Linked DNA regions of Homo sapiens: region 1 is linked to region 2. The links are chromatin loops, found by intact Hi-C in ENCODE. Cell type or tissue: psoas muscle. All regions are shown on one strand. Links, peaks and the distances in the headings refer to the core of each region. The heading gives the core; the rest is flanking DNA.

What was found. A loop is a pair of places that touch in the nucleus more often than their neighbours do. Peaks named below come from ENCODE experiments on the same cell type or tissue, not always from the same donor. Only the 100,000 strongest peaks of a DNase experiment are listed, where the experiment ranks them.
Region 1: it touches region 2 in a loop (2.5-fold over the local background); 9 of 110 quality-filtered maps call a loop at or near these places.

What each region holds. Positions count from the first base shown.
Region 1 is chr10:91,821,206-91,831,305 of GRCh38, reverse strand. It overlaps TNKS2 (tankyrase 2), which reads right to left. Exons shown (of 27, transcript NM_025235.4): 7 at 8,944-9,010; 8 at 4,103-4,289; 9 at 2,900-3,021; 10 at 292-383; 11 at 125-203. Among named protein-coding and RNA genes, the nearest start is that of TNKS2, 28 kb to the right of the region's middle. In psoas muscle, for the core only: no CTCF peak of the experiment used is centred there; no DNase peak of the experiment used is centred there; H3K27ac peaks cover 1,812 bases.
Region 2 is chr10:91,753,392-91,763,491 of GRCh38, reverse strand. No RefSeq gene overlaps it. Among named protein-coding and RNA genes, the nearest start is that of TNKS2-DT, 40 kb to the left of the region's middle. In psoas muscle, for the core only: a CTCF peak has its summit at 4,750 (motif pointing left); no DNase peak of the experiment used is centred there.

The sequences.
Region 1 (10,100 bases), core at 1,307-9,306, 68 kb before region 2:
TAGATTATAAGGAAAAAAAAGTAATACTTATGAGAAAGTAAATAGTTTAGGAAGTCAGGCATTTCACCTGCTAAATAAAAAATAACTCATTGGATTACCAAAGATTACCAAAAAGGAAGTATACCTTTGCTTCATGTTTCACCACTACTTCAACAACATCATTATGAGCTTTCTCAGATGCCACGTGCAGAGGAGTCAAGAATCTTAGAGAGAAAAAATCAGCCAGACAGTGAATATATTTTCCAAAAGAGTAAAATCTCAATGATATTTAATCATTAAATGTATACTTACTCTTTAGTCTTTTCATTGATGTTTGCTCCTTTTCTTAGCAACAGTTCACATATTTGCTTTCTTTTGGGATATGGAGATGCAGCAGCACAATGCTAAATAATTTAAATTGCAGCATTAATCAAGGACTATACATAACTGATTTTAAGAACATTCGTGTTTCCAATCAAGAACAATCAAGTAGTTATTTAATCTTTTTGTTTTACTTTTGACGCAACTTTGCTCTTGACTTTTGATTGAATTACAACAATTACCAAATTCTGACAGAACCTGAAAATCCTACCTATCAGATAATATCTATTATTACATATTCCAATCAAACTTTACAGTTGTCCTGTATCTTTGAAAAAGCTAGCACTGGTGTGATGAAAACCTTAATGTGACCAATATCCTTTTCAAAACTGTTTCCAAGTAGCATTGTGTTCATGCAATATTTTAAAGGTTAAGAAAACACCCTTGCAAAGGTTGAGGTTTCTTTACATGAAGAAATAACAGAATATAGCCGGGCACAGTGGCTCAGGCCTGTAATCCCAGCACTTTGGGAGGCCGAGGCAGGCGGGTCACCTGAGGTCAGGAGTTCAAGACCAGCCTGGCCAACATGGTGAAACCCCCTCTCTAATAAAAATACAAAAATTAGCCAGTCGTGGTGGCACGTGCCTGTAATCCCAGCTACTCGGGAGGCTGAGACAGGAGAATCACTTGAACCTGGGAGGTGGAGGTTGCAGTGAGCTGAGATCATGCCACTGCACTCTAGCGTGGGCGACAGAGCAAGACTCCATCTCAAAAAACAAAAAAAGGGAAATAACAGAACACTCATCAGCTCTGGATTCTGTTTGGTAATAGCACTGATACAGCTGATCAGCTGAGCAGTATTTATATCTCTCTCAACTAGTTGCTTCGGCAGAATAAGGAGCATGCATTACCTCTGCAAAATCAGTGGTGGAAAATGATATAATCTGGAGTTTCAGGCTGCAGCATCTCTATCTATGATGTATCCAGGAGGAAAGGAGACAGGAAGTAGAGATTTGCCAGTTATAAGCCTAAGCCTAATATCTGCACAATAGGTGTTCAATAATGTCTGAATGATACATGACTAAATCAATGTATATATGTTAAATTAAAACTGAAACCTGAAAACCTATAGAATAAAAGTTCTGGGTAATTTTTCAGCTAAGTTGCTCTATACATCTAAAAACACAGTACACATGAAATCTGTTCTTTGATTTTAACCTGTTGTTAATCAATCATAAAGCTTATCAGATCCTCATGACTTTGCTGCAGATCCATTCTTTGATGTTGCTGTCACCAAAATCATTCCTTTACTCTAAATAAAACCAATTCTAATTGGAGAACATAGTTCCTTTGGTAGGTTAAGGGTAATCATCCCAGGACACCTATCATGAGAGCGCAGAGACCAGACATGGTTTTTTAAAGACTTTTTTTAAAAATCACATCCACCTCAAATTACACCCTACTCCTCTGCACCATCTTGGAGCAGGGCCTGTAAATCTCTGGGAACCTGTAAGAAACTGCTACTGCACCATAACTACTCACCAACACAACTCCTAGTGTGTTTTAAGGTTAATTACAAAAACGAGTTGCTTCACAGTAGTTATGACCAGAATTTTCCATGTCAGTCTTTCCATGTTTCTTTGTACAGTTTTAATGCTGTTGTGGTTTTAATTTTGTACTAGCATTTCTTATTAGTCTACAGCTTTGCTATTTTTTTTTTTTAAATTTAGAAGTTTCTTACAAGCAGTAAAAAGGTCCAAAATGCTTTATAGGTAGGTTTCTACATAAATTTCATAGTTTACATTATGGCATAAGGCAAAAAACTTCTCATAAAAGATATTAGGTAAGTAAGGCTACCATCAGTTAAATCTGCTTCTACACACATTAACTTACTTATCTTCTCTCACCTGAAGCACATTCTGCAACTCACGCAACAGGATTTACTTTCTTCCTTTTAAATTTCTACCTTTAAGTTTCTTTTTTTCTACCTTTCAATTTTAAGGTAGCCCCTGATTTTACCATTCCCTCTCTTATCTTTTATCATGTATCCCTATTAGCTTCCATTCTTTTCTGTTTTTCGTTAGACTTCTCTACTCACATCTACTTTGTCATAGTTCCACAGTTATTATTACCCCTATCAGGGAAGTAACCTCTAAAATACTTTATTCACATTCTAGATCTAATTTTGAAGAAGGAAGGGACTACACCAAGTGTTTTCATCTGGATGGTGGTATTTATTTTATTTTTCATTATTTTCATTGGGTTCCAAATTTTCTAACCTAAGCATTCATTTTTATAACCCCTAAAAAGGCAAACTATATGTATCACTTATGATAATAAAAGCATTACATATAATACATGTCAGAATATGAATAATTTTTTTTTTCTGAGGATTCTCGAACTGATAATAGCATTGGCTTCTGCAGGGTGAGGTTGTCTATTTTTTGGTACTGTTTAAATTTTTAAAAAATATTTGCATAGGCAGTAATTTTTTAAAACTATAGACTCAAAAAAATGCTAGTTCTAAAAGTAGGATATTATGATTAGTTTAGCACGTTCTTCGTTATTGTATTTTAAAAACTTAAATCTGAAACATTACCAATGCTGTTTCATGTGTTTGAGGATGCTTGAAATTCACCATTTCCAGAGAGAGATGTTTTTTGATTCGAGTAACATCAGCTTCTCGTGCAGCTTGCAGCAACGAGTGGCCTTTAAATTCATCTAGATGAAGAAAAAGCATTTACATGTATAACGAGTTCAAATTGAAAAGCCTTATCTAAAAGACATCTAGTATTTTCCTTGAAATTATTTTCAAAATAATCTTCCAAAATAGCCAGATTGAGGCTCTAAAGATATTCTCCAAATTTAACCCCTGAAAACAGACAGTGGTACTCCAGTTCCCCTAAGTTACGGTGCAACTGTATAGACATATGGCCTCAAGAGTATACACAGGTTTAGCCCACGGCAGATTCATGGTCTGTTTTAATTCGTAATTCATTTTGGGATATCTGGAGTACTACAATATCTTCCTAGACTGGAGAGGTTTTAGAATATTTCAAGCACAAAAATTTTTCTCTGTAAAGAAATAGTGATCTCTACACTGACATCATGGCTATAGCAGACAGCTTTGCTCAAACCATCAGGGAACTGGGAACTAGACAAGTTGGATATTTGCAAAAGCCACCTATGATGATGAAAAAATAAAAGAGGTTTTCCTTAAGATTCTCTTTTACTCATCAGACTTGTGGAACTACCAATCATTCTTTATTATTCCAGGATAATATAAATCCAATATAAGTTGCTTACTTGTATGCACTAATACCATATCCAAACTAGGTGGTTATTTCTCACTACATCTACTTCAGCTATAGACAGAAAACCGAACTTGGCCCAGGTGCCAACAATATCAGATGTTAAGATCTGGAGACTGTTTACAAGATGGCAATCTTATGAAGCTTTAACTTCACAAATTCATAAGCTTCATAGATTAAACAGAAAAATCATATCAAAGATGAAAGCAAAACAAATGCTTTCATTTCAAAGGCATACCATCTAATAAGTCTAATACAGCACATATAAAAAGCATATAACTTGACTTGAAAAAATTAATACAAACATATTTTCTTTTCATAGCATCTTAAGTAGAAACTTCCAAATTATTAAATATGCTAAACAACAGTGGATGCCCATGGCTAAGAAAAATATTCTATTATTTAAACATTTCTAAAAACAAACAGGAAAGAAAAAATGTTCAGTTTATTGATATAATATCCTACCTGAACATTCATAATTTTATACTCACATGCTAATCTTTCTTTTAACTGTGGTGTGGGAGCCAAGTCTATAGCACTTTTATTGTGACAATTGAGCAGTGTTGGGTCTGCACCATAACTTAAGAGAAGAGAACATACTTCAACCCTGTTCTTAGAAGCTGCCTCATGAAGAGGAGTGAATTGCCACAAGTCCATTGCATTTACACAGGCACCATGCTGGAGAGCAAAAAGCATATATTTAATGTTCAATTTTTAAAAGAATTCAGAATTATTCGTACTGTGTAATTTAACATCATACAGGCTAAAACAGGTTATGTTCCCAAAGTTCACTTTTTGAGCCAATTATTTCAGAATGAGTATACATTTTTCCCAATGGAAAAAACAGTAGCTGATTGCTAGCCCTACCAACAAGGGTCTACTTAACTTTTCTACTTTTAAGAACAGTTAAGAACGAAGCTTTAGATTTAACCTGCATCTCTTCCAAGAATGAATGCTCCTCTTGCGGTATAGCTGACATACAGTGAAACATACAACTTTGATGAATTCTGACAAATGTATATATCTGTGATACCATCACCCAAATCAAGATACAAGACACTTTCATTACCCCAGAATGTTTCCTCATGCTCCTTTTATAGACAATTCCTGCCCCGATTCTGGCCACATATTAGATATATCTGTTCTTCAATTTCATAAAAATAGAAGAATATAAATTTCTAACGTATGTACTTCGTCTAGATTCTTTCATACATATAATGTTGCTGAGATTCATTCATGTTGTTGCACAAGTAGTTCATTTTCATTGTTGAGGAGTATTTCACAGTATACATATATCATAATTTGCTTATTTATCATCCTGTTAATGCAGATTTGGACTGTTTCTAGTTGGCTGGTTGAGTATCTCTCATCTGAAAACCTGAAATGCAAAATACTCCAAAATCCAAAACTTTTGAATACCGACATGACGACACAAGTGGAAAATTCCACACCTAACCTTATGCACACAAACTTAATTCGTGCACAAAATTATTAAAAATGTTATATAAAATTATCTTCAGGCTATGTGTATAAGGTGTATATGAAACGTAAGTGAATTTCATGTGCAGACTTGGGTTCCATCCTCAAGATTTCTCATTATGTAGTATATATGCAAATATTCTCAAATCCAAAAAATATCTGAAATCTAAAACACTTCTGGTCCCAAGCATTTCAGATAATGGATACTCAACCTGTGTTACAAATCAGCTATCATAAACATTTCTTTATGCACATATGCTGTCATGGTAGATATATGTTTAACTTTATTAGAAAATGTCAAAGAGTCTTCTAATGTGGCTATCGCACTTTATGCAGCCAGCCACCAGCAACATTTGAGTTCCACTGCTACGTGGCAACGTTTGAGTTCCAGTTGCTACATATCCTTGCTAACACTTTGTATTGTTAGGCTTTTTAATTTTAGCCATTTCCAAGTACTGGAGTTGGCTAAGTATGGACCACTGAAGTCAAACTAGTTTAACCAATCAAACACAAATTTCCTTCTACAGCATTCAACTAAGGTGAACCAGCTTCTTACTCTTTCAGTATTTTTGACAATGGGGAGCTAATTTGCAGTAACATGGCTTTTTATAATTACTAGAGAACTTCTGTTGTTACAAAGCTTTCTTCTATATTAAGTTAAAATATGCACTTTTAACTTTCATCTATTTGCCTTTGGAGCAAAAGACATCATAAAGGGCACTCATCTTTCATATCAGATGGTTTCCACTTATTATCATGGTGGCCCTCAACTAAATATACTTTAGTTTAAAAAATTCATTAAAAAATAATTGAGGCCAGAGGCAGTGGCTTATGCCTATAATTCCAGCACTTTGGGAGGCTGAGGTGGGTGGATCGCTTGAGCTTAGGAGTTCAAGACCAAACTGGGCAACATGGTGAAACCCTATCTCTACAAAAAATAAAAAGATTAACATGTGTGGTGGCACCACACCTGTAATTTTAGCTACTTGGGAGGCTGAGGTGGGAGGATCACCTGAGCCCGGGAAGGTTGCGGCTGCAATGAGCCATGATTGTGCCACTGCACTCCAACCTGGGTGGCAGAGTGAGACCCTCTCCCCTCGACCAAAACAAAACAAAACAAAAAAAACCAAACCAAACCAAACCAAACCGAGAGCCTAAAATCACAGATTCCAGTGTGGTTTGGGTGTGCAGAGTACAGTGCATCCATGATTATATTGCTTGCAATACTATTCTACTATTGGCCCAAAATTATGACAGCTTAAGTTGTCACATTATAATTTATACTTAAAATTGAGTTAATGGGTCATTTAAAAACTCTGTATTATTGTTTAAACAAGAAGTAAACACCAAAGTATTTTCTCCTCTCCCATCTTTTTCTTGTGCGACTTATTTCGTGAACTTAAGTGTCCTTGCTGAGCCCCATTAATCTTACTGGCTTCACCCAGAGCTTAGAGCCTGGTGAGATGGTTTTGAGCCTTGATTCTATCAACTTGAATATTAGTTATCCTTCCCAGCTTCATGTTAATCTGCAAACTGGATAAGCATTCCTTCTAATTTTTTATCAAGTCAACCATAGAAGTGTGCACCACAATAAAGATAAAGATAGAAACTTCAGGCCCTACTGGAGGTTCCAACAGTCCCTTCCAAGCAAAGAAATATCAGTCAACACTCTGCACAGTGGTTCAATTAATTATGAATCTATCTGACATAATTTTTCCCTCCATTCTAGCCAGATCTGTCTACTTGCTTCCTAGTATTCAGAGATTATGAGGAAGAATGTTAAGAGAATTCCCTGTTATTCTTGTGCCTGTTAGAGCCAGACCTTCATTATTTGAATGCTTTGTCCAGGGATCGTGTCTTAGTGCCTTCCATGGCTAGCAAATGCCCTGGTCATGGAAAGCAGTCACTGGGTGTTTGCTGTTAAATGCCAGCTTCTGGTAGCCAAACTATTTAGGCAAGTGTTGCCAATTGACTCAGCACTGCTCAGAATCTGCATTCTCAATCCCTATCTACTTGCTTTCTCCTGACTTTGCTTAACTTTACTATCCTGGTAACTACTTACACCCTCACATTAGCTAACTCCCTCTGTAGGTATGACCTCTAGTCAGCCTTTCATTCTTATTTAGTAAAATACTAGGTCTTAGGAAAGTACCACTCAGTTGTCTTTAAGTCCAAGTGCAATCTGTTTGATGTTTCATTCTTATCCATAGCAACTTTCAAATGTTCTGCTGGAGTCAAGATTCAGTTTTACAAGAAGCAAAAGCATTACTGTTACAAATGTATAACATTACAGCCACATTATAAGTTTAATATGCTACTCAGAGTATCTAATTATTATTATAAAGTTGTTTCTATGGGAAAACGTATTTCATAAGACTCAGGCCCGAAAGGAACCAAAGAGGCACTGGAAACAAGTGTCCTCTTTCTCTTCCCGTAACAGCTGCTGAAAGTGGGGAAAAGTGCTGAAGGAGTAGAATGGGTGCAGGGTAACAGAAGTTAAAAGGTATAGGTAACATCCTGGGATCCACTTCCAAAGATAATATATATCTTCTACTCTCATCTAAAAGGGATCAAAATGGGAAGTTTTGGACTGGGTGTGGTGGCTCACGTCTGTTAATCTCAGCACTTTGGGAGGCTGAGGCAGGCAGATCACTTGAGGTCTGGAGTTCAAGACCAGCCTGGCCAACATGGTGAAACTCTGTATCTACTAAAAATAGAAAATTAGCTGGGCATGGTGGCACATACCTGTAATCCCAGGTACTTGGGAGGCTGAGGCAGGAGAATCGCTTGAACCCAGGAGGCGGAGCTTGCAGTGAGCCGAGATTGCGCCACTGCACTCCAGCCTGGGCGACAGAGCGAGACTCCGTCTCAAAAAAAAAAAAAAAAAAAAAAAAACCAAAAAACCAAAAAAACAACAAAAAAAGTTTCTTGCTAGTCTTGGGAACCTGTTTGTTAAACAGCTGTTGAGCATACTGGAAGAAGTGAACCTTACCAAATCGGCCAGCTCCAACTCGAAGTACAACTGGCAAATCTTGCTATTATATCTGGTGGTTTTAACAAAATATGATTCACTAAAAACTGCTTCTTAGAGTTTTGAAACTTCACCTTTAGCTATAAATTATGGAATCACTTTATCTGCTATTCTACATTATTTTTTTTTTTTTTGAGACAAGGTCTCACTCTTGCCTGCGCTGGAGTGCAGTGGTGCAATCTTGGCTCACTGTAACCTCCATCTCCAGGGTTCAAACGATTCTCCTGCCACAGCCTCCTGAGTAGATGGGATTTCAGATGATGCGTCACAAGATGATGTGTAGCAAGATGACAGTGCTACTTTATATTTAAAAACATATGGTATCCAGGCTGGGCATGGTGGCTCATGGCTGTAATCCCAGCACTTTGGGAGGCCGAGGCAGGTGGATCACTTGAGGTCAGGAGTTCAAGACCAGCCTGGCCAACATGGTGAAACTCCATCTCTAACAAAACTTAGCTGGGCGTGATGGCGCCTGTCTGAAATCCCATCTACTCAGGAGGCTGTGGCAGGAGAATCCTTTGAACCCTGGAGGTGGAGGGTGCAGTGAGCCAAGATTGCACCACTGCACTCCGGCCTGGGCAAGAGTGAGACCTTGTCTCAAAAAAACAAAACAAAACAAAACAAAACATATGGTATCTCAAAAATCTCAAAGCAGTCAAATGCTGAGCTATCAGTCACCTATATTTTATAATGCTTATAAATACTTCTACTTTTTTAAGCACTAAGAACACAGAAAATAAAAAGAAACCCAGACATACTAATGTATTTCAAGTTATTTTATATAACTCTAGAAAGTAATTAGGAGAGTACAAGAGCACTAACCTTGACCAAAAGTTCAGTTACTTCATAATGACCATAAGAACAGGCATTGTGTAATGGTACCAGATCACTACAATGAGAAGGGGGGGAAAATCCTGTTTCAGTATAGATTTCTTAGGCCTAGGGAAATTTATAAATTAAAATTTATTTAATTACTTATACTTAAATAGCAAATGGATTATGTGATGTTCTAATAAAAATGTTCAAAATTTAGTAACATCCATTTGAACCCTAAGTCCTAAGAATTTGAACTCCCAAGTCTCTTTCAAATCCATGTTCCTTTATACTTCACTGCTACTGCCACTGCCTTAGTTTGGGTCTATGTTATTTCTCCCCTGCATTATTGAAATAGCTCCCACCCCACTTTATGCTCCAAGCTGAGGCAGATTTTTCTAAAAGGTAAGTCTAAAAGGCAGATTTTTCTAAAAGGTAAGTTTCACCATTAACTCTGTGCTTTCAAGAGATGGTTCCAACTTATTAACGTGGCACACGCAATTATCTGGCTCCCTCTCTAGGCTTACCCTTCAATAATGGTATATTAAACTTATAATTCCCTGTATGCCTCTACACATACTGTTCCCTGGGTATAGATTTCCCTCCCTCCTTTGTTCTGGCTCATTTCTACATGTCTTTTCCAGACTTAGCTCAAATACTGGCTCATTTTTAAAACTTTTTTGAGATCCTTAATAAGCTGAAACCCAATTCTTCCATGATGGGAATGGAGGAAGAACTTTCTCTATGGGAAGATACGGTGAAACTTTAAAATCTTGACTTCTATCTTGAAGCTTTTCCTTCTCGTTTGGGATCACTCACTAATATGCTGCCATAGCCACCATCATGCCAAACTCTGGTAAGGGATGGTCACCTGTGATTTAGTCTTTAGTTCTATGAGTCCTCTCTTTAAAGGTTCATGGCTTTCCTTACTATTTTTGAATATATGATTCTTCACTTGCCTGAGCACCAATTTTGTTCCTAACTACCTACTAGATGCTACCACTATGTTCCTGTATCACCCCATTAAACTGAGAGTTCTAGGCCAGGCGTGGTGGCTCATGCCTGTAATCTGAGCACTTTGGGAGGCCGAGCCAGGTGATCACCTGAGGTCAGGAGTTTGAGCCTGGCCAACACGGCAAAACCTTGTCTCTACTAAAAATATGAAA
Region 2 (10,100 bases), core at 1,490-9,489:
GAATTTTAGGATTTTTTTTCCCCTAATTCCATGACAAATGACATTGGTAATTTGATAGGAATTGCATTTAATATGTAGATTGTTTTGGATAGTATGATCATTTTAACAATATTGATTTTTCCAATTCACAAGCATGGGATGTTTTTCCATTTGTTTGTGTCACCTACAATTTCTTTCATCAGTGTTTTGTAGTTCTTCTCATAAAGATCTTTTACCCCCTTGGTTAAATGTATTTCTAGGTATTTTATTTTATTTTTCTAGCTACTGTAAAAGGGATTGAGTTCTTAATTTGGTTCTCAGCTTGATTTTATTGGTGGATAGACATGCTGCTGATTTTTGTATCTTGATTTTGTATCCTGAAATTTGACTGAAGTCATTAATCAAATTTAAAACTCTTTGGAGGAGTGTTAGGATTTTTCTAGAGATAAGATCATATCATCAGTGAACAGAGATACTTTGACTTCCTCTTTCTAATTTGGATGCCTTTTATTTCTTTCCGTAGGTAGGATTCCACTACCATGTTGAATAGGAGTGGTAAAAGTGGGCATCCTTGTCTTGTTCCAGTTCTTAGGGAGAATGCTTTTAGCTTTTCTATATTCAGTGTGATGTTGGCTGTGGGTTTGTCATATACGGCTTTTATTATTTTGATATATGTTCCTTTGATGCCTAGTTTGTTGAGGGCTTTTATCATGAAGAAATAATGAATTTTATCAAATGCTTTTTCTGCATCTGTTGAGATGATCATGTGATTTTTGTTTTTAATTCTGTTAGTGTGGTGTATCCCATTTATTGATTTGTGTATGTTGAACCATCCTTGCATCCTTGGAATAAAACCCATCATGATGTTCTTTTTGATGTGCTGTTGGTTTGCTAGTATTTTGTTGAGGATTTTGCGTCTATGTTTATCAGGGATATTGGCCTATAGTTTTCTTTTTTTGTTGTGTCCTTGCCTGGCTTTGTTATCAGGGTGATACTGGCTTTGTAGAATGAGTAAGGGAGGATTCCCTCCTCAGCATTTGGAACAGTTTCAGTAGGATTGGTACTACTTCTTTGTACATCTGGCAAAATTTGGCTGTGAATCCCTCTTGTCCTGGATTTTTGTTATTGTTGTCAGGAGATTTTTAAAAAATTACTGATTCAGTTTAACTACTTGCCATTTGTCTGCTCAAGATTTCTATGTCTTCCTGGTTCAATCTTGAGAAGTTGTATGTTTACAGGAATTTGTCTGTTTTCTCTAGGTTTTCTAGTTTGTGCACATAGGGGTGCTAATAATAGTCTCTGATGATCTTCTGTATTTCTGTATTGTCCATTGTAATGTCTCCTTTATAATTTCTGATTGTGCTTATTTGAATCTTCTCTATTTTTTTCTTGATTAACCTAGCAAGGAGTATATCAGCCTGTTTACCTTTTCAAATAACCAACTTTTTGTTGATCCTTTGTTTCTTTTTTTGATCTCAATTTCTCTGATCTTTGTTATTTCTTTTCTTAGGCTAGATTTCGGTGTGGTTTGTTCTTGTTTTTCTAGTTCCTTGAGTTGCAACATTTGGTTGTTAATTTGAGATCTTCCTGTCTTTTTGATGTAGGCAAGCTACAAACTTCCTTGTCAGTGCTGTCAGTGGGGTGTTGAAATTCCCCATTATTATTGTATTGCTGTCTATCTCTTTTCTTATGTCTAGTAGTATTTGTTTTATGAATCTAGGTACTTTGGTGTTGGGTGCATATATATTTAGAATTGTTACATTTTCTTGTTGAATTCTTTTATCATTTTATAATGACCTTCTTTGTCTTTTTTTCCTGTTGTTGGTTTAAAGTCTGTTTTATCTGATGTGAGTATAGCCACTACTGCTTTCTTTGTTTTCTGTTTGTGTGGAATGTCTTTTTCCACTCCTTTACTTTGAGTTTGTAAATATCTTTACCCATTAGGTGGGTTTCTTGTAAGCAGTATTTGGTTGGATTTTATTTTTTATCCACTCTTCCAGTGTATGTCTTTTAAGTGGAGCATTTAGTCCATTTACATTCAAGGTTAATATTGATATATGAATTTTTTTCCCATTATGATGTTAATTGTTACCTAGTTGCTTTGTAGTCTCAATTGTGAAATTGCTTTATAAGACCTGTGAGCTTTATACGTTTGTGTGCTTTTATGATGATGAGTATTGCCTTTTCATTTCCATGTTTAGAACTCCTTTGAACATTTTTTGTACAACTGGTCTAGTGTTGATGGATTTCCTTAGCATTGACTTGTCTGGGAAATACTTTAGTTATTCTTTATTTATAAAGCTTAGTTTAGTAGGATAAAAAATTCTTGGCCAGCAGTTCCTTTTTTTGGAGATGGAGTCTTACTCTGTCGCCCAGGCTGGAGTGCAGTGGTGTGATCTTGGCTCACTGCAATCTCCGCCTCCTGGGCTCAAGCAAGTCTCCTGCCTCAGCCTCTCAAGTAGCTGGGATTATGGGTGCACACCACCATGCCTGGCTAATTGCCAGCAGTTCTTTTCTTTAAGAGAACTGAAAATAGGACCCTAATCTCTTCTAGCTTATAAGATTTCTGCTGAGAAGTTGCTAGTCTGATGAGATTTTCTTTTTTTTTTTGAGATGGAGTCTTGCTCTGTAGCCCAGACTGCAGTGGTGTGATCTCGGCTCACTGCAACCTTCACCTCCTGAGTTCAAGTAATTCTCCTGCCTCAGCCTCCCTAGTAGCTAGGATTACAGGCCGCACCACCATGCCTGGCTAATTTTTGTATTTTTAGTAGAGATGGAGTTTCACCATGTTGGCCAGGCTGCTCTCGAACTCCTGACCTCAGGTGATCCACCTGCCTCCGCCTGCGTCTGCCTCCCAAAGTGTTGGGATTACAGGTGTGAGCCACCTCACCCAGCCAGGATTTTCTTTATAGGTGATTAGTTGCCTCTCTCTTGCTGCTTTTAGAATTTGTTCCTTCACACTGACTTTGGATAGTCTGATGACTATCTGGGCAAAGATTTTAAAAAGAGGACCTAAAGAATGTGCTAACCATAAAAGATAAAATTAATAAACTGAACTTTACTCATCAAAGATAATGTTAAGACCATAACTGGTCAAGCCCCAGAGTAGAAGATAATTATAATATATTTATATCTTACCACTGACTCACACAAATTAATAAAGAAAAGATAGAAAATATGTGTTTTTTTTTGGAAACAGGGTCTTGCCCTATGGCCCAGGCTGGAGGGAAGTGGTGCAATTATAGCTCACTTCAGCCTCAAACTCCTGAGCTCAAGCAATCCTCTCAGCTTGGTCTCCCAAAGTGTTGGGATTACAGGCATGAGCCATTGTACCTAGCCTGAAAATATTATACAAAATGAAGAAAAGATTGGAACATTCTTAACCAATAAGCATATAAACAATTTCATTAGTTTTCAGGGAAAAGCAATTTAAAACTATAATGAGATATCACTATATACCCACCAGAATGGCTACTGTTTAAAGGACTGACAATACCAAGTGCTGAGGAGGAAATGGAATAGTGGAGTTCGTATCCTGCTTGTGGGAGTGTGGATTGGTACAACTACTTCAGAAAATTGGCAGTATTTACTAAAGCTGAACATATGCAAATGTCATGACTCAGCAATTCCACTTCTAAGTATATGCTCACTCAAAGAAATGCATACACATATTGATTCAGTGTATATATAGAAACTTCATAACAGCACTATTCATAATAGCTCCAAACTGGACACCACACAAATGATCATGAATAAGTAAGTTGTGATGCATAGCAGTGAAAACAAAGTAGATGATTCTCATCAACACAATGAAAAGCCAAACAAGTGGGATGAGTCATATAAACTTCAAAACAGGCGAAAGCCATCTCTGTGGTATTAGATGTCAGAATAATGGTCACCACTTCGGTGAGGTGATTAGGAACGTCTGGGCGGCTGGTAGTGTTCTAGTTCTTGATCTAGGTGCTGGTTATTTGGATGTAACTAAACAAATAGCAAATAAAATTTAAAAAGGTAAAATATACAATTGCACAAAAACGTTTATGTTAATTTCACTTTGCGAACATCAGTCAAGCTATATGCTTACAATTTGTGCACTTTTCTTTAGTTTTGTTATACCTCAATAAAAAGTTTACTGAAAAACAACCAACCACCCAACCAATCCTCTCTGCACTTGGTGCTGAATTTTTGTACTAATCAAATAACAAGGAATCAAATACTAAGGAAATAACAAAACATGTGAGTGGAAGAAACAATTTCCTTGATACAGTAGAAATTGTAGCTTATAACAAATTCTATTCAATGTATCATATTTTAACTTTAAAATACCTTTATGACCTAGAGAAAGGTGTGAAACAAATTCCAAATATAAGTAGTGATAGCCAATCTCTTTTCTTAAATATTAAAGAACACAATTTTTATAACCAACAAGTAACTTTTGATCTGACAATATAAACAATTACACTGAGATAATTTTTATATATGTCTTTCAGTCTCCAGGGCAAAATTCCTTACATGTTTTAGAAAATTTTCAGCCTGAAACAAATAAAATTTCTCTCATTATTTTCTAGAACACATTACATTTTTATCATATTGACTTTTTGCAATGCGGGGGTGAACAAATAAAGTAATACATGAACATTTTGTAGGAGTGAGCCTATTAAATGGCTGCATATATGCTTGCCTCTGTAAAAGGTAAGCTTTAAAACTTGAAAACTGCTGCAAGTTGGCATAGCTCTTACAGTTCTTGGTAAAGACAGCCATCTAGTGGAAATAGTTCTATTGACTTTTGAAGGCTGGCAAATAGAATGAATATGAACCCTCAGTTCAACTTAAACTTCAATGTTGGTTTAAGGCTTAAGAAGAGGTAATCCATCTTAACAGGACATTTATAAAGTTTGGGGCATTTTTGGGGCAAATCATAATTTGCATTTGGAAAGTATTTTAATAATGTTCACAAGGTAAAATTCATTCATTTTCGTGAACTAATTATGGACAACATGTTAATAAAATTTCAACTAATTCTAAAAAAAAAAAAAAAAAAAGGAGAGGTATTAAAAAAAAGATCCAGTATTTGGATGCTCCTTATCTTGTGTCCAGGTCTGGAACTGGGGAGGGAGTGTAGGTTGTGGGGTAGGGAAAAAAATTGGTACTTTGGTCTAGGGAGGAATAGAGTGCCATTAGAATAAAGAGAGCGCTGGACTCAAAGATGCCTTGCTTTGGACTGTATTGAATGCTCTCTCTAGGTGGCAGAAAGAAGACAATTTGGTAGGATAGCAGGAAGTTGGTTTTGTTTTTTTTTTTAATGTAAGCTGAACAACCATGCCTAGTTGTGGTGTAGGAAGTTTAGTTAGTTGGTAGCCATCAGCTCAGTAAGAGTTCTAGAATAAGTATTCCTTTAAGTTGATGGTTTAAATAACTAGAGCCTTGCAATAGATCAAAAGCACACTACAGGCTCTGATTATGAGAAGGAATGGTATGAAGCAAAGAGTCTGAATTAGAACTGTGAAGACGTGAGTTAGGTATGCTTCTGGTGTGTATAATCTTATGACTTTGCTTATTTTACTTACCCGAATTACACTTTTCTTATTTATAAAAACTGTAGAGTAACAAAATCCACTCCAATGACTTGTGCCCAGGGAGAGAGCAACTCTCTTTTTTTGGTTTGTTGGAGTCAGTTGTGATTTAGTGATACCCAGAGACACCTAGTAAAATTCTCTCATTATGGCTTATCATTAATGTGTTTCTCTAACTTTTAACAGGTTTGATGATGGATGCCCTGAACTGTAGGTCAGGTTTTAAATGCAGGCTTTTTCTTACCTTTTATGTTCTTCTAAATTAGAAAATGCTAATTCATAATTGTAAGTCATTAAAAGAGCAAATATTTGAAGGCTTTGTCAGATAGTTTTGGACTTTTGAGTTGCATATTAATCCAGAAATTGTGGAGAGATTTTTCTCTGAGCAGCACATTTGGTTCTCTTCTTGTTCAGATGCCGATATTTCAAATGTTTCAAATATTTGAATGTCTAATAACACTCTGCTTGTGTGTGCGTCTAAGAAATATTTCTTGATATTCTGTTGCAGTGTTTGGTTGTAGTTTTAAAATATGCTTTTGCTCTATCCATAGCTAGTATTCTATCACTACCAAATTATTGATACAGTTTCCATTTCACATCACAGATGGACACAAAATAGATGTTAAACATGTTCTCTTCCTCTGTAGCATGCATTTTCAGTGGTAAACACATAAAGTCATGAGGTCCTTCCTATATCAGGGTCCCCAATCTCTATGCTGTGGAATGGTACAAGTCAGTGGTCTGTTAGGAACTGGGTTGCACAACAGGAGGTGAGCAGCTGGTAAGTGAGCATTACCAGTTGAGATTTGCTTCCTTTCAGATCATTGGCAGCATCAGATTCTCACAGGAGTGCGAACCCTATTGCGAACGGTGCATGCAAGGGATCTAGGTTGCATGCTCCTTATGAGAATCTAATGCCTGATGATCTGAGGTGGAAGAGTTTCATCCCGAAACCATCCCCCCATCCCCATCTGTGGAAAAATTGTCTTCCGTGAAACTGACCCCTGGTGCCAAAAAGGTTGGGGGCCATTAATCTATATAATATATATAATGTTAAGAGGTTGCCATGGCTTGAATATTTGTCACTTCCAAAACTCATGTTGAAATTTAATCCCCAATGTGGCAGTATTGAGAGGTAGGATATTTAAGGGGTGATTGAACCTTGAGGGCTCTGCTCTTATGAATGGATTAATCCATTTATGGATTAATGGATTAGAGGGTTAATGGATTAATAGGTTATCATGGGAATGGAACTGGTGGCTTTATAAAAAGAGGAAGAGAGACCTGAGTATAGCGCATTAACATGTTCAGTCTCCTTACCATGTGATCTCCTGTACCACCACTGGGCTCTGTACAGGATTCCCACCAGCAAGAAAGCTCTCACCAGATGTGGCCCCTTGACCTTGGACTTCTCAGCCTCCAGAACTTAAGAAACAAATTCCTTTTCTCTACAAATTACCCCGTTTCAAGTATTTTGTTATAAGCACAGAAAATGAACTAAGACAGAGGTGACTCATCATTTCAGTGGTTTTGAGCAACTATGTAGAATGAAGTACATTCTAGCACAGATATGTGATAGTAATTACCTTCCATATAGCTATATTTCAGATACTCAGAGTTCAATAGTGTTATCTGACAAATTTTGCTAATAGCTCATTATGCTTTCTAGAAGAAAAACATCAATTTCATTGATTATGGCTATTACTACAAACTTCTTACCAATACTATAACTTATACCTGTTTTTACTGTAAGGAATGAAACTTTGAATGATGTTTCTGTAATTCGGTCTCTTTTGTGCCTTTTGTAATCAAGATTCCTCAATTTAAGACTGGAAAGCATTATCTTGTGCATATTTGGTTACTGGAGAGATCATGGTGCTTTAACTGAAAATGACCCTAATATTTCAAAGTCATAAACCAGTTGATGAATTTTCATAAGAGATAATGTTCTGGAGACTAAGAGCAAATGGCTCATCAGTTCTCAAAAATTCTATCTTCAGATGCCAATCATCATACTTAGTGGAACTTGTCTTTTAAAGCTTCTGTATGGAAAAATTACACTCAGATGTACCTGAACCAATTCTAGTTCTGTATTCACACTATAGATTTGTGATACAATTCATAATGGTAATATTTTTGTTATAATTTTAATCACTATTTTTATACCTTAGTGAACCATTGTTGAGCTTCAATGTATGTTTTCAAATCAGGGATATTACTCAATATAATAGAAAAAACTGCACATTTTACAAACATAAAAATTAATGCCATATCATGTTTAAAAAGTTAGTTTTTTTAAAATTTATTATTATTATACTTTAAGTTTTAGGGTACATGTGCACAATGTGCAGGTTAGTTACATATGTATACATGTGCCATGCTGGTGCGCTGCACCCACTAACTCGTCATCTAGCATTAGGTATATCTCCCAGTGCTATCCCTACCCCCTCCCCCCACCCCACAACAGTCCCCAGAGTGTGATGTTCCCCTTCCTGTGTCCATGTGTTGTTCTCATTGTTCAATTCCCACCTATGAGTGAGAATATGCGGTGTTTGGTTTTTTGTTCTTGTGATAGTTTACTGAGAATGATGATTTCCAATTTCATCCATGTCCCTACAAAGGACGTGAACTCATCATTTTTTATGGCTGCATAGTATTCCATGGTGTATATGTGCCACATTTTCTTAATCCAGTCTATCATTGTTGGATATTTGGGTTGGTTCCAAGTCTTTGCTATTGTGAATAATGCCGCAATAAATATACATGTGCATGTGTCTTTATAGCAGCATGATTTATAGTCCATTGGGTATATACCCAGTAATGGGATGGCTGGGTCAAATGGTATTTCTAGTTCTAGATCCCTGAGGAATCGCCACACTGACTTCCACAATGGTTGAACTAGTTTACAGTCCCACCAACAGTGTAAAAGTGTTCCTATTTCTCCACATCCTCTCCAGCACCTGTTGTTTCCCGACTTTTTAATGATTGCCATTCTAACTGGTGTGAGATGGTATCTCACTGTGGTTTTGATTTGCATTTCTCTGATGGCCAGTGATGGTGAGCATTTTTTCATGTGTTTTTTGGCTGCATAAATGTCTTCTTTTGAGAAGTGTCTGTTCACGTCCTTCACCCACTTTTTGATGGGGTTGTTTGTTTTTTTCTTGTAAATTTGTTTGAGTTCATTGTAGATTCTGGATATTAGCCCTTTGTCAGATGAGTAGGTTGCAAAAATTTTCTCCCATTTTGTAGGTTGCCTGTTCACTCTGATGGTAGTTTCTTTTGCTGTGCAGAAGCTCTTTAGTTTAATTAGATCCCATTTGTCAATTTTGTCTTTTGTTGCCATTGCTTTTGGTGTTTTAGACATGAAGTCCTTGCCCATGCCTATGTCCTGAATGGTAATGCCTAGGTTTTCTTCTAGGGTTTTTATGGTTTTAGGTCTAATGTTTAAGTCTTTAATCCATCTTGAATTGATTTTTGTATAAGGTGTAAGGAAGGGATCAGTTTCAGCTTTCTACATTTGGCTAGCCAGTTTTCCCAGCACCATTTATTAAATAGGGAATCCTTTCCCCATTGCTTGTTTTTCTCAGGTTTGTCAAAGATCAGATAGTTGTACATATGCGGTGTTATTTCTGAGGCCTCTGTTCTGTTCCATTGATCTATATCATCTATATCTCTGCTTTGGTACCAGTACCATGCTGTGTTGGTTACTGTAGCCTTGTAGTATAGTTTGAAGTCAGGTAGTGTGATGCCTCCAGCTTCGATCTTTTGGCTTAGGATTGACTTGGTGATGCGGGCTCTTTTTTGGTTCCGTATGAACTTTAAAGTAGTTTTTTCCAATTCTGTGAAGAAAGTCATTGGTAGCTTGATGGGGATGGCATTGAATCTGTAAATTACCTTGGGCAGTATGGCCATTTTCACGATATTGATTCTTCCTACCCATGAGCATGGAATGTTCTTCCATTTGTTTGTATCCTCTTTTATTTCGTTGAGCAGTGGTTTGTAGTTCTCCTTGAAGAGGTCCTTCACGTCCCTTGTAAGTTGGATTCCTAGGTATTTTATTCTCTTTGAAGCAATTGTGAATGGGAGTTTACTCATGATTTGGCTCTCTGTCTGTTGTTGGTGTATAAGAATGCTTGTGACTTTTGTACATTGATTTTGTATCCTGAGACTTTGCTGAAATTGCTTATCAGCTTAAGGAGATTTTGGGCTGAGATGATGGGGTTTTCTAGATATACAATCATGTCATCTGCAAACAGGGACAATTTGACTTCCTCTTTTCCTAATTGAATACCCTTTATTTCCTTCTCCTGCCTAATTGCCCTAGCCAGAACTTCCAACACTATGTTGAATAGGAGTGGTGAGAGAGGGCATCCCTGTCTTGTGCCAGTTTTCAAAGGGAATGCTTCCAGTTTTTGCCCATTCAGTATGATATTGGCTGTAGGTTTGTCATAGATAGCTCTTATTATTTTGAAATACATCCCATCAATACCTAATTTATTGAGAGTTTTTAGCATGAAGGCTTGTTGAATTTTGTCAAAGGCCTTTTCT